Linked DNA regions of Mus musculus: region 1 is linked to region 2. A link is a loop called in an ENCODE intact Hi-C map of the cell type or tissue named here. Cell type or tissue: left cerebral cortex. All regions are shown on one strand. Each heading gives the region's core, and the rest is flanking DNA. Links, peaks and the distances in the headings are about the cores only.

Evidence for each region. A loop is a pair of places that touch in the nucleus more often than their neighbours do. Peaks named below come from ENCODE experiments on the same cell type or tissue, not always from the same donor. Only the 100,000 strongest peaks of a DNase experiment are listed, where the experiment ranks them.
Region 1: it touches region 2 in a loop (4-fold over the local background); 40 of 42 quality-filtered maps call a loop at or near these places.

Annotation. Positions count from the first base shown.
Region 1 is chr1:82,792,559-82,797,558 of GRCm38, reverse strand. No RefSeq gene overlaps it. Among named protein-coding and RNA genes, the nearest start is that of Gm34286, 14 kb to the left of the region's middle. In left cerebral cortex, for the core only: CTCF peaks have their summits at 2,474 (motif pointing left) and 3,939; DNase peaks (open chromatin) are centred at 1,348, 3,378 and 3,901; H3K27ac peaks cover 278 bases.
Region 2 is chr1:82,972,232-82,980,549 of GRCm38, reverse strand. No RefSeq gene overlaps it. Among named protein-coding and RNA genes, the nearest start is that of Slc19a3, 62 kb to the left of the region's middle. In left cerebral cortex, for the core only: no CTCF peak of the experiment used is centred there; a DNase peak (open chromatin) is centred at 4,324; H3K27ac peaks cover 793 bases.

The sequences.
Region 1 (5,000 bases), core at 1-5,000, 180 kb after region 2:
ACTTGTTCTGCGGTGATTCAAGCTCAGAGCACGTTAGGGAAGGACTCTAGCACTGACATTATCACCTCAACTCACCTTTATGTTTCATGTGTGAGAAACCTCACCACCCAAATTCATGTTAGTTCTTTCTGGAGATGGGGGGCATTTGCTCAGATTGATCAGGTCTGCCCTCCTAAATGGATTAGCATGTTTGTGGGTCAATGGATCATTGGAGGAGTGACTTGTGTAACACTACCCAATATGTTTGCTGTGTCACCCTTGTGCAAAGCTTTCTGCTGTGTCATACTGCTGACATAAGAGGAAGGCCCTTCTTACCGGAAGCCCCGTGGATGCCGAGCCTCTGACATCGAACTTCCCAGCCTCCACCACCACAAAGTGATCTGAACCTCTTTTCTTAGTAAATTCCCAAGCTTTAAACATTTTGTTACAGTGTCAGAAAGCAGACCAAGACAACACAGAACATTTGCTAAGGGGACAGACAATAGGTCCTTCTACCATGCTCTAGCCTCTGTGAGATAATGGATGTGCTAGCTCAACTGACTCTGAAAACCATTTCGCCTGGGTAGATGTGAGAGGGAGCAAAGACATAACTCAGCTTCTTGCATAGCATGTACTCGCGAGTGCGTAAAACTTGCTCCTGTGAAGCTTGACAAAGGCAGACCCCCCATGGGAGCCGGGGCAACAAACCTGGATGCTTCCGCCATGCAGGCCCTGGGGTATGGACTGCAGGCCAACAACCTCCCTTCCCCTCCTTCCCACCCCCGTTTACCTTGCTCACACCTGATTTTTTTTTCAGATTTATTTTAATGTATTTGTATATACATATGGCGGGAGTGGTGGATGCGTACATGGGAGAGAGCACTTTGTGGAGACCAGAAGAAGGTAATACCCTTAAGGCTGGAGTTACAGGCAGTTTGTGCATCTGAGTTACAAGCATTGGGTGCATCTGTTGCGGATGCTCAGAGTTGAAGCCGAGACCTTTGAAGACCAGTACACACTCTTCACCACTGAGCCGTATCTTTGGAGCCTGACTGTTGGCTTTGGTTTCCTATACAGATGGAGTTTCACTATGCTGTAGGCTGGTCTCAAACTTCTGAGCTTAAACATTCCTCTCACCTCTGCACCCTCCCATCGGTCTTCCCAAGCCATACGCTGGGATTCCAGCTGTAGGCCACCACATCTCGAGTTTGCACAGGAGACTTCCTCCTGCACGAGCATTTCCTCCCTGGGCTGCGTCGTGGCCATGTGGCAACGTTTCTTCCTTTGCTTCGCCTGTCTCTGCTTGCTCCTTCCCTCTCCTTGTTGCTGGCACCGGCTCTTCTGAGTCAGACAGTGCTGGGCTTCTTCAGGCTTGGCAGATAATTCTTCCTAACGCTATCTCACCTCTGGCTCGGGTCTTGACACTCATGCCTGCTGAACACACGGTTCCTCCCATGAGCTCCTGGTTGAGACATCTTCCTGGACTGAGTACTTTCTGAAATTCCTATTTCGAGTCCTGGCGGTTTACTGTTTCCTTGGCTACTAAAATCTCCTAAGGTAAACTGCTCTTTCCTGTTTCTGCCCACAGACTAGGGGATTCTCTTATAAAGGACTCTCTAAACATACCATGTTCTCATTGTTTTGAATTAAAACAAAACAAAAACCTAAAATAGCACCTTAAGGAAGGAAGGGTTTATTCTGGCTCGAGGTTTGAGGGCCCGTCTATCCCAGCAGGGAAGTCACAGCTGCGGAATGCGAGGCAGGTCACACCTCATCTACAGTCAGGAAGTAGAGAGATGGTCCCTGACTCTCAGATTGCTTTCTGTTTCAGCATCTGGTCTAGGGTCTCAGTCTATAAGACAGTGCTTCCCACATCTGGGGTGAGTGTCTCCTGTACATTTTTTTTTTCACCTGAGCACACCATGGATTCTGCTACGCAGGAGGATTCCAACAAATGTGTACTAAATGGAAGACCCTTGGTTAATTGGACCCTCCAGGAGACTATGCATTGCTTCAGTTCAGTTCTGAGCACTTTGAACTGGGCTCTGGTTACTTACAAATGTCAAGGCGGCCTCCTCTCAAAGTTCAGCTGCTTCTCAAGTTTCCATTTCCCCATAACTGTCATCAGTTGACAAAACTGTAAGTCTAAAGCATAGTTATTTGATGAGTCATGAACCCCACCTAGAGTGTTGTTGTGGACACTGGGCCTCACATAGGTAGAGGTTTCCTAAGCTTTTAATAAATATTTTTAATACCTGCAAGTGAGGTCATGTTTTAGTAATCGGATATCTCTATGCTCAGGGAGCTCAGACCATTCATAGTCTGGGTTGGGTAGTTAGTGACACATATAAAAGATGGTAAAGATAAATTAATCCAGGAGCTGGCAAGGTGGCTCAGTGGTTAAGAGCACTGACTGCTCTTCCTGAGGTCCTGAGTTCAAATCCCAGCAACCACATGGTGGCTCACAACCATCAGTAATGAGATCTGACGCCCTCTTCTGGTGCATCTGAAGACAGCTACAGTGTACTTAGATATAATAATAAATAAATCTTCTGACCAGGGTGAGTGGGACAGACCGGAGCGAGCAACCTTCATTCCTAGCAATCACATGATGGCTCACAACCATCGGTACAGCTACAGTGTACCCATATACATTAAATAAACAAACAAATAAATAAATAAACAAATAGATCTTTTAAAAAAAGATAAACTAATCCAGGTGAGAGCATTGAGAGAAAGGGCAGGTCACATGACTGTTGAGCTATGGGGGTGAGGGAAGCTTCTATAGAAGACAACAGGAAGTAGGACCTGCAGTGTCTGGGAAGCAATAGGAAAAAAATGAAACTCTAGGAAATCCCCATTCTCTCCGATGGGCTTGAGAGAGGAGTCATTGAATTGGTTTTTACTTGGCCTGCCTATAGGGGTGGGAGAACTGATCAAAAGACAACCAACTTGGAATAACCAGAAGCAAACGAGCATATGTGGAAACTTCAAGGATCACACAGACACTGCATGGCAGACCTGTGCCCACAGGCCAAGGAACTACGCAGATAGGGTAACGGACCGATCTGTGTCCCAGCGACAGCTCCTTCCTTTCTGTACTGTGTCTTCTCTGTAAATATCAGGAGTGGTTGCTTGGAGTTCTTGCCCTCATAGGCTGGACTTCAGGAAAACTCTAAAGGCAGTATCTTCAGACTCAATAATACCTGCCCAGCAAAATTCTAAACACGATACCTTGGGCTCAATAGTATCTGCCTAGCAAGCTCATGTACCCCCTCATGGGAAGGAAGGAGCAGGCAAGAGGCACCGGTCTCCCACAGAGAATCCAGACAGCCTGCAGAGTCCATAAGCCCAAACACACGGGCTCCCCATCCCTTCCCACAAGCCCTCCAAGTAGAACAGCTTGCTGAAGGAGGAGGTGGGTCCCTGCTGTTACAAAAGACACTCTAAGCTGCCTGAGGCTACCAAGAATTGTCAACCTATAAATAAAGTGTTCAGACAAATGGCTCAACTGTGAAACGCAGTTGAAAAATTAGTGAGGGTGTCATACTAAGATTTAGGAAGCTGAGTTGGTTTTGTTGTTGTTAGTTGTTTTTTTTTTTTTTCAAAGCTTTTAATTGTTCATTAGACCCCAAGTTAACAGTTAGCTGCTGCCAGCACAGCAGGGGACATGCACACAAGAGTGGATCCCATTCTGTAAGCCAAGATGAGAAATTACACACTGTTATTCATGAACCAAGGCAGGTCCCTTACCAAAGGAATGAGACTCTTCTCTCAGACACCCAAGGGTGTCAGATTTGCACAGTCTAGTTTCCACTAAGCTAGTAAAACTAATCAAAGCAATTTTTCAATGCAGAAACTTTGCATTGTTTGGTGAACTTTTATTTACTTACTCATTTATTTGATATGTTCATTATGTAGTATAGACTAGCCTTAAACTCTAGCGCCTCCTGCCTCAGCTTTACACCATACCTTTCTTTGTAAAAACATCTAGGAAATCTCACAAGCTGTTGTGGGTCCAGTCAGCTCCTAGCTGCAGGAACAGAACACATGTGTTGTCTTCCTAGATCCAGCCAATGTCTTGATTGCCCAATGTGTCCTTGACTGTATTGTGCTATATGTCCAGTTGCATCTTCAACTTTTTTTTTTTTTTGAGTCTTCATAAGCAAAAATCTTGCATACAAAGGTCTCTGTCCTCTCATTTTCAGGACTGAGGCCCTTCTCAGTGTGAAAGGGAAAGGACTAGTGACTAATTGATATGATTCATGGAAGAGGAACTAGACAGTAAGGGACAAGAAATATGCTGTATCAGACTCTAGAGAACCGAATCACAGTGCAAACATGGTTCTCTTAGTCAGACTGATCTTCAGCAAATCCCTACAGAACCAGGGCTTTCCTTTCGTTGGGCCTAACAAGCTAATACACTTCGTACAAACTGATGTATATTTGATATATTGCTTTTAAGAATTCATTTGGATTTAAACAGGAAGATGGTCTCAAAGACGCAGACATCTCTGTAATCCTGGCACTGGGAGAATTGTGAGTTCAAGGCCAGTCTGAGCTGACTGTTGAGTTCGAGGGTGGAACGCTCACTTAACATTGTTCCCTAACTTATTTAGAGACAATCTTTAAAAAGGACTTGAGACCTAGCTATGCATGGTTGACACCTTTGGTAGAAATCAGGTGACTGATGAAAAGGGACAACAGAGCATCTTCACTGTACATTTAAACCTATGCGAAAACAAGTTTACAGGCAGTTGTGAGCTGCCTCATGTAGGTGCTGGGAACTGAACTCAGGTCCTCTGAAAGAACAGTGTAAACTTAACCACTGAGCCACCTTTCCACCCTGGTGGATTTTTATGTATGTGTTTGTATGAATGTGAGTGTATGATATATGTGTTTGGGGGTTCGCAGAGGCCAGAAGATGCCATTAGATCCCCTGGAGCTGGAGTTACAGGCAGTGATGCTGGGAACCAAACCCAGGTCCTTTGGAGAAGCGGTACTGGACCTTAACCACTGAG
Region 2 (8,318 bases), core at 1,371-6,370:
AGCCTGAACTGAATATCATGACTTTCATCAGTTATTTTTATTTTTTAAAAGAGAATATGGCCCTGATAGGAGGTCTCTAAGGGAGCAGCTTTGAAGGAGTTTGTGGGACCCTAGGCCTTTTCTCGTACTCTTTCACTTTCCACCCTTGGGTGAGTGGTTTTGTTCTGCTATGTATGTCCACCATGATGTTCTGCCTCAACCCAGGCCCTAGGCAGCATGCCAATCAAACTGTGAACCAGAACAACCTTTCCCCTTTACCAGATGATTACCCAGTGACAAAAAGCTGAGCAACAGACATGGGCTGCTTAAAAAAAAAAAATGGAAGAAGTCCTTGAACTTAAGCCCAGGGATACATACAGGTTCTACACACTGAGCTAACTTCTACCCCTCTCCCTTCTTCAAAGCACATTTTCTGTAATGATAATGCCAGTTGTGAAAAGATAAGTTTTATATTGGGAAAACTCTATACAACTTACTCATACTTAGCATTTGAGCAAGATGTTATTGTGTGTCAAATTCTTGGTTCTGACCAGGCCATGTCACCGTTCTGATTGTGATGAGGGAGACAGGATACAAGTGGAGGAGTGAGTAAGAGCAAGCCCACCTTAACTACCTGATGGATGGCTGCCTGCCTCCCAGCCTTCTTTCCTTCTTCCTTTCCATTCTTCCTTCTTCCTCTACCTCCTTCCTTGCTTGCTTCTTTCCTTCCTTCCTTCCTTCCTTCCTTCCTTCCTTCCTTCCTTCCTTCCTTCCTTCCTTCCTTCCTCCCTGCTTGCCTGTCTTCTTCCCTCCCTTCCTCCCTCCCTCCCTTCCTCCCTCCCTCCCTCCCTCTCTCCTTCCCTCCCTTTTGCTCACTCATATTTTCTTCCCCAGAGAGTCTCTGAATGCCAAGGACGCTATGAGCATTCAGGCTCCTCCAGTGGCTGAAAGTATAAACCTGAAAAGACATCCAGCATCAGCAGCCCACACCAGAGATATCTTCATTCTCAGGGTACACAGATCTCCCAGGAATGATCAAGAAAAGCATTAGCAATACATATTGCTATCTCAGGTGTGAAATCTGTGTAAATAGAGCAATGACTATAAAGAAGTTTGCAAGTTTTTATTTGGCACTTGAGTCAGTCAACTCCTTAGCCCCTTTGCCTTTCGTACAGTAAGCAGTCATTAAGACTTGCTCTTCAGTCTTCTGTAAAAACATCTAAGCTCTCAAACAACCATATGGGGTTCAGCCAATGTGCATTACCTAATTGAGGATATTTATGGGTAGCTCAAAAACAAATGAAACTTTTCACCACATATATAAATAAAGATGCATCTGTTCTATTTCTATTCAGCAATGATGAAAGTATAGGAATAGGAAAATTGGGACATTTGGGGGGGCATGCTGGGGATTGAACATGGGGCCTCACACATGCTAGGCAAGCTCTTTACCACTGAACAGCTTTTGCATTTATTGTTGTAAAGATAATCATATTTTGTGCAAATCATTAAAAATTTCAATTATAGGTATTAAGTCTATGTCCATTCCCTAACTGTCTATAGTTGAGTACCAAAAATCAGTTGGATTAAGTAGCATAAATTATTTTATGATAGTATTAAAGATTCAAAGTCCAAAGACATAGAGTTATGTGGCCTCTGAGTACCAAGGCTTCCTGTTTCTGTTTCCTGGCAGTCTTTCATGTTCTTTCACTTGTAGACATGTCATTCCTGTCTCTACATCAGTCTACACATGGTGGTCATTTTGCTCTGTGTGTCTAACTTAGTTTCTTCTCCATGACTTAGGGTTTGCATAAGGGCACTCATCTTGGTCTTCCCTTTAGCCAAGCCTGGCAACAATCACTAATCTCAGCTGCCTAGGAAGTCAAGTCAGGAGGATCTCAAGTTCAAGGCTAGCCTAGCCTAGCCTAGGTGATTTACTTAAATCCTCTCTCAAAACTAGAAAGTACAAAAAGGTGTGGTGTTATAGCTCAGTGGAACAGCAACTTCCTAGCATGAACAAGGTCTTGGGTTCAACTCCCAATACCGTAAACAAGTACAGGAAGAGTGGGCTCAAAAAGCAAGCTCAGCTCTCTGCTTCCTAACACTTGTCCTGGGCTGGAAACACAGCCAGTGTCCTTCCCTAGTACTAAATGTATTCACACCATTCCAGCACCAAACTTGGGTCCAAAACTGTCATCTGAATGTTATCAGCTCTAAGTCCCAGATCTCTTCATCTAAATCAACTATAGACAGATGCGACTCCTAGCTTCCTTCGGAACCTTCTCCAGCTCTGTAGTTAAAGTCCACAATTCTGTCACCATTGTCAAACAGATATACAATGTTTCAAAAATACTTCTGGCTTTTGCCCATTACCAAAGCCCAAAACCTCTTCCACATTTTAAGTCCTGTTACAGGACACCCCCACTCTTTTGTACCAAAATTGGTATCAAACAATTTCACTCCATTAAAATGAGCTGTTCATGACATCCAAATAGCAAGTTCAGTGGTGCAACTAAAATTCCAGAAGATCTGACCCATGTAGCCAGTGTGTATTAACCAACACTTCCAGAAAAAAAGTACTACTAACACTGAGTCATAAGGAACTGGAATATAGAGACTACTTTCAGCTCTCTTAAAGGTACATCCAGTAAATTACACTATGAAGTCTATACAAAGTCTCAGTCTCTTACAATGTAAAAGATATTTTTATCATAATGCCACATATCATAATACCACAGCTGGGTCAGACATTATGAGATTTTTGTTCTAGCAGCAATTCATTGGTTCTTGTAAATTCCGGGGTGACCGGGTCCACATCATAGAAAGATAACTCCAAACAGAGGCATAGTATTACTCATATGAGATGGCAACCCCAAATCTTCTCCATTTAACACCATCTACTCCACACAAGGAGTAAAGAGAATAATTTTTATCTCTATAACAGTAGGACTCGAACATGTTAAGGCATTTGAGAAAGATCGGGATTAAGTACAACAGGGACAGACACCCTGATGGTCCACATGATGGTTATAGTTTTAGCTGGAATGTTTATGAGCCAGACTCCCTGACTACAGGACAGTAACCCAAAACAATGCTAGGACAGATGACCAACCCTGGACCACTGTTTTCCATGCATCTGGCCTTCTCCTCAAGACTAAGAATGTACAGTATAATATAATTAAGAAAACAATCACAGCATTCATATGGCAACACTTTAACTACAGTCCCAATGACCTTTGTAGAAGTAGGTTTAAAATTAATTAAAATCTGATACCTGCTTGAAGGATGATAATTCAAGCCACTCAAGTGACCTGAGGTTGAACATTCACTGAATTTTTTCACCCTTATAATTATTCCACTCACTTTTTAAAAAGTGGAAAATACCTAAGGATTTGGAACAGAGCCCTTAGGAAGGATTGTCTGAATCTATTATGTCCAATTTTTCACTCCATTCTATTTTAGATAGACCATAGAATCAAAGAATATCATGTTTTGTGTGTCCCCTTAGAGTCATTAATTTTCCATAGATTTGAATCTTTAGTTCAGAGTCTGTGCCCATAGGCAGAACCCTGACTGATGAAATGAGCCCATGCTGTCTTTTGACAGTTAATGAATACACTTGCCATCCTCCTAATACAGGTTCAGAAATACCATGGACAGGATTGCTATAGCCACAAAGACATTTGGCTTTGATAAATGGCCAGCCTAGCCTAGAAAGTGAACTTCTGTTTTAATAAGAAAAGTATTTGAGGAAGAATCTGACATTGTCCTTGTTCTCCGCACTCATTGATGCAAGAGAGTGCATTCATACCTGTACATACAAAAAAATATATATACCACATACATATACCACACATGCACAAAAGAAGGGAGGTGTCCTAGTTAGGGTTTCTACTGCTGTGAAGCAATGCCATAGCAACCCTTATAAATAAAAACAAATTTAACTGGGGCTGGCTTACAGTTCAGAGATTTAGTCCATTATCATCATGGTGGGAAGCATGTTGTTGTGCAGGCAGACATGGTGCTGAGCAAAATAGACTTTAAAGCCCATCCCCACAGTGACACACTTTCTCCAAAAAAGCCACACCTACTCTGATAAGGCCACACCTCCAAACAGTGCCACTCCTTATGGCTAAACACTCAGACATGTGATTCTATGTAGGTCATTCCTATTCAAACCACCACAGGAGGAGGGAAGGAACGAAGAAAAGAAAAAAAAAAAGGAACAAAAATGAATGATGTCCTGTCTGAGCCTCTAGGATACGTTTGATGAGTCAGACACTGTGCTATTCCTGGGGGGATAAAGTTTGTCCCTGCTTTCGAGGAGTCTTTCAACTAACATCAAGATTTGCATATTGGAACATCAGTGCCTTCCAAAAGCATCCAAAGTACAGCTATGCTTATTGATGAAGGTGTAGAGTGTGCCATTCTGGGATGTGTTAACACGGGTAGTCCTCATAGTGTGGTATCATCTCTGCTTTGCAGATGAGGAGTCAGACACAAAGAGAGTCAGGCAGCTGCCAATGGTCCAGGTGTGTAAGTAGCAGAGGTGGCTTTGGGCCTGACTCACTGACTAGAGTGCCTTGCAATAAGATCTTACAGGAAATAGTCTGAACATCGGGAGTGGGCGGAGCTGGAATAGGTCAGAAAGGCTCCAGGAAGGAAGTGGTCAAGGACTGAGTTGTTGACCTTTCTCCTGGAGCTGTTGCCTTTCTATGGAGAGTCACTGTTCTTCATTTAGTCAGCCTGAGTCCTACCGTTGTAACCTCTCACTTCTCGGTCCTAGTAGAGATGTAAGCCCTTATTCCTGTTTCTAATGTTAGAAAACCATTTCTAAAAATATTATTATTTGTGTGTTTACATGAATGCTTGTGTGCATGTATGTGCATTGTGTTTGTGTGTATGTCTGTGTGTGTGTGTGCATGTGCACATGCATACAAGTGCCTTCAGAGGCCAGAGAGAGTATTAGACCCCCTGGACCTGGAGTTACCAATGCTGTGAGCCACTTGACATAGGTGCTGGGACCTGAACTTAGATCTTTTGCGGAAGCAAGCAGCCCTCTCAATCACTGAGCCATCTCTCTAATCCCCTAGAAAGACTCAAGCTTCTTTAGATGTCGGGCAGTTCTCTTTCTGGGGGAAAAAAAGGTGTTAAAATCAAATAGGCATGCCTAGATAGGTGATACTTAAATTAAGTTAGGATACTGATGCTGAGCCAATGTTCGCTTCTAGAATAATGTTTAAGAATGAACCTGGACCTCTGGAAGCTTTCAGACACTAAGCCACCAAGTAGGCAGCAAACACAAGCTGTTCCAAGGCCCCCGACACGTATCTAGCAGAAGACTGCCTGGTCTGGCCTCAGTAGGAGAAGATGTGCCTAATCCTAGAGAGACTTGAGGCTCAAGGAAGGGAGAGGCCTTGTGGTGGGGGAGCACTCTCTCAGAGATGGGAGGGAGGGATGGAATAAGGAGCTGTGTGAGGACGGGACCAGGTAGGGGAGCAACAGCTGGATTGTAAATAAATACGTAAATACATAAATGCATAAATAAATACATAAATGACTAAGGGGTCTACCTGTTCTGTAAATCTTCACCCCCAAAAGCTTTTTATTCACATTTAAATACTCGTTAAAATAAGGTTCTGTGTCATCAGCAACATGGGAAGGAGCTCCTGCCAGCAGCACAAAGCCCAGGCTTACTTAGCAATGTCTGTTGATGCTTCGTCTCCAGTTTAAAGTCTCCAAAGGACGGCCCTGTCCTAAGACCTCCTCATCAGACACATCCCTGGAACTTTTGCTTCCCTAACTCTAAAAAAATAAAAGCCTCTCGTGATATCACACTTATATGCCATTGTCATTGGTAAGGACCAAGAACACAGTTCTATCAGTCAGCGAGCGATCTTCGGTCATCCCCATGGTTGCAGAGGAGTACAGGGGACCGGAGAGGCCCCACATAAGAGGGCGGGGCAGTCAGAGCGTAAACACGGATGTCTGCGCAACTGGCTGTTTATCATGTACCCTGGAGTCCACTGGTGACCACTTTATCCTTACTTCCTTACAGCCGGATAACTGATACTCATTTTATCTCACAGGAAACAGGTGGAGACATTGAGTGACCTATGGTGGCCTCAAAAAGGGCTTTCAGGACTGAAGGTTTCCAGCTAGATGCTGGACTGACTCTTCAAGCCCCTCCTGAGTTCAGCTTGGTTAATGTCCATCAGAAGAGCCATAGTTAGGAAGTTGTTTACATACTTGCCCGTACAGTCTTTCTATTCCCAAGATATTCTATTCCTCACGTTTTGTCACCTTTGAGATAATTTTTAAAGGAGTCTGTGGTAGGTAGCTGGAGATGCAGGCGCAGACACAGTTATGTGATCTGATACACATCGAGCTCTAAAGGAAGAGAAGGCAGAGCTAGGAGCCGCCTTTGAAGCAACCCGGCATTGCACGTGTTTTCCTGACATCAAATGAAGCTTTGAAGTTATTTATTTTAATGTCAAGTTGTGCCACACCCCTCTAGCTATTGACATTGTCAGGGCCCATTGTTGCATTGGTACTCTGGCTTTCCTTTCTTAGTCACTTGACTCCTAGAATCCCATTTTAGAATTCAGTTCCTACTAAACTCATTAGCATCCTAAGTACTGGCTTCTAGAGATAAGGAAGGAGACCCTCTTCTATCCCATAAAATGCTGTCATCTCCGGGGAATGTGCAGAAAAGCAACTAGCTAAAACCTTCTGATTCAAATATTCTTTAGTCTCTTTGTAATACCAAGAACCCTGATTAGTGTCAACTTTTTAGGCAAAACCAAATAGATCTGCTGCTGACATCAGGCCTCCTACATTTAAGCCACATTTTTAAGAAAGCAAGCCAGAACTATAGGAAAGTCACGAATTGCGTGCCCAGCTCAGAGCAAGGAGCACATTATTAGTAAACGTACAGTGTATGTCATAAAATGAGTTTGTCCTAGGGATGTGCTGGATAGCTACAAACATGTGCCCAGTCAGATCAGGACTGAAGTCAGTGTCTCCTATCCTCACACACTGGCATTCTGTCTGGAGAAGGCTTTGTTGTGAGGGCTGTTTGCTGTCCTGAGAGAGGAAGAACCATACAATCAATCACTATAAACCACTAGAGGCCAGCATGTGCCTGGTCATGACAAGTGTGTCTTCAGATATTGCCATGAAAATGAAAATGCAAACAAACAAAAAACCCTGATTGAGAACCATGATATTAAAGTTAGGGTTAGACTGGAACTAAACATTGTTTTTACATAATTCTTATGATAGTGTAGTAAAACTATAAGTCAATTTATCAAAACTTTCCCTACTAAGATGAATGGGGTTTTTTGTTTTGTTTGTTTGTTGTTTTACATTGTTGTTGTTCGCTGTTATCGTTGTTGTTACTGTTGTTATTATTATTATTATTATTATTATTATTATTATTATTAGAGGTGGTGGTGGTGTTGTGTGTGTGCATGTATGTGTGTGTGACATGCACAGCATATATGGAAAAGTCAGAGGACCTTTAAGGAAACATTTCCTGCCTCCAGCCTTACTGACTCAGGGTCTTTCTTGAGACCTGCCACTCTGCAAACACTCTACTTCACATTAGCTGGTCTAAAAACTTGAAAGAGATTCTCCTGCCTCTGCCTGCCTCTCACCTCACTGTAAAAGCACTGGGATTGCAGAACTCTTCCCAGAGCTCAAGCTTAGGTCAGCAGGAGTGTACGGCAAGTGTTGAGCGATCTCATGGGTTCAGTTAGTTTCTGAGAGGGTCTTTCTCTCTAGCCCTAACTGTCCTTGAACTCATGACAACCCATTTCATCCTCCCAAAGTTCAGGGATTACAGTTGTATGCCAGCATTACCAGTTTAGGCAAGGCGACTGTAAAGTTTACCAACATACCTTTCCGTAAAGAAGCTGAAATCCCTTAGTAAATAAACACAGAAGAGAAAGATCTGACACACACACAATAAGAAATCCTGCAGAGAGAGTTCTTGAGAGCAGTCCTTTCAGGGACCTTGAGGGCATTTCATGAAACGATGTCACAGAGACGAAAGGAAACACTGAGGCAAGGGGAGGGACGTCATTTTTGCTAGACTTTCTGAATTGGCACAAGACTAAGTCACCATCAGAGTGAGAGGAGACTACAGATTAGGAAATTCTAGGCTGAAGATCGCTGGTGTGCTACACAGACAGCAAGGGTCCACGGTTCCCATTCACCCTCTCTGTTAAGAGTTGTCCAAACCCTGACAGGCTATTTCTCACTGCCCTCAAGCTCTGAGGTCCCAACCCTGAGCCAGCACACAGTTGTGGAATGTGCGCTTATCAGCTCTTTCTGGC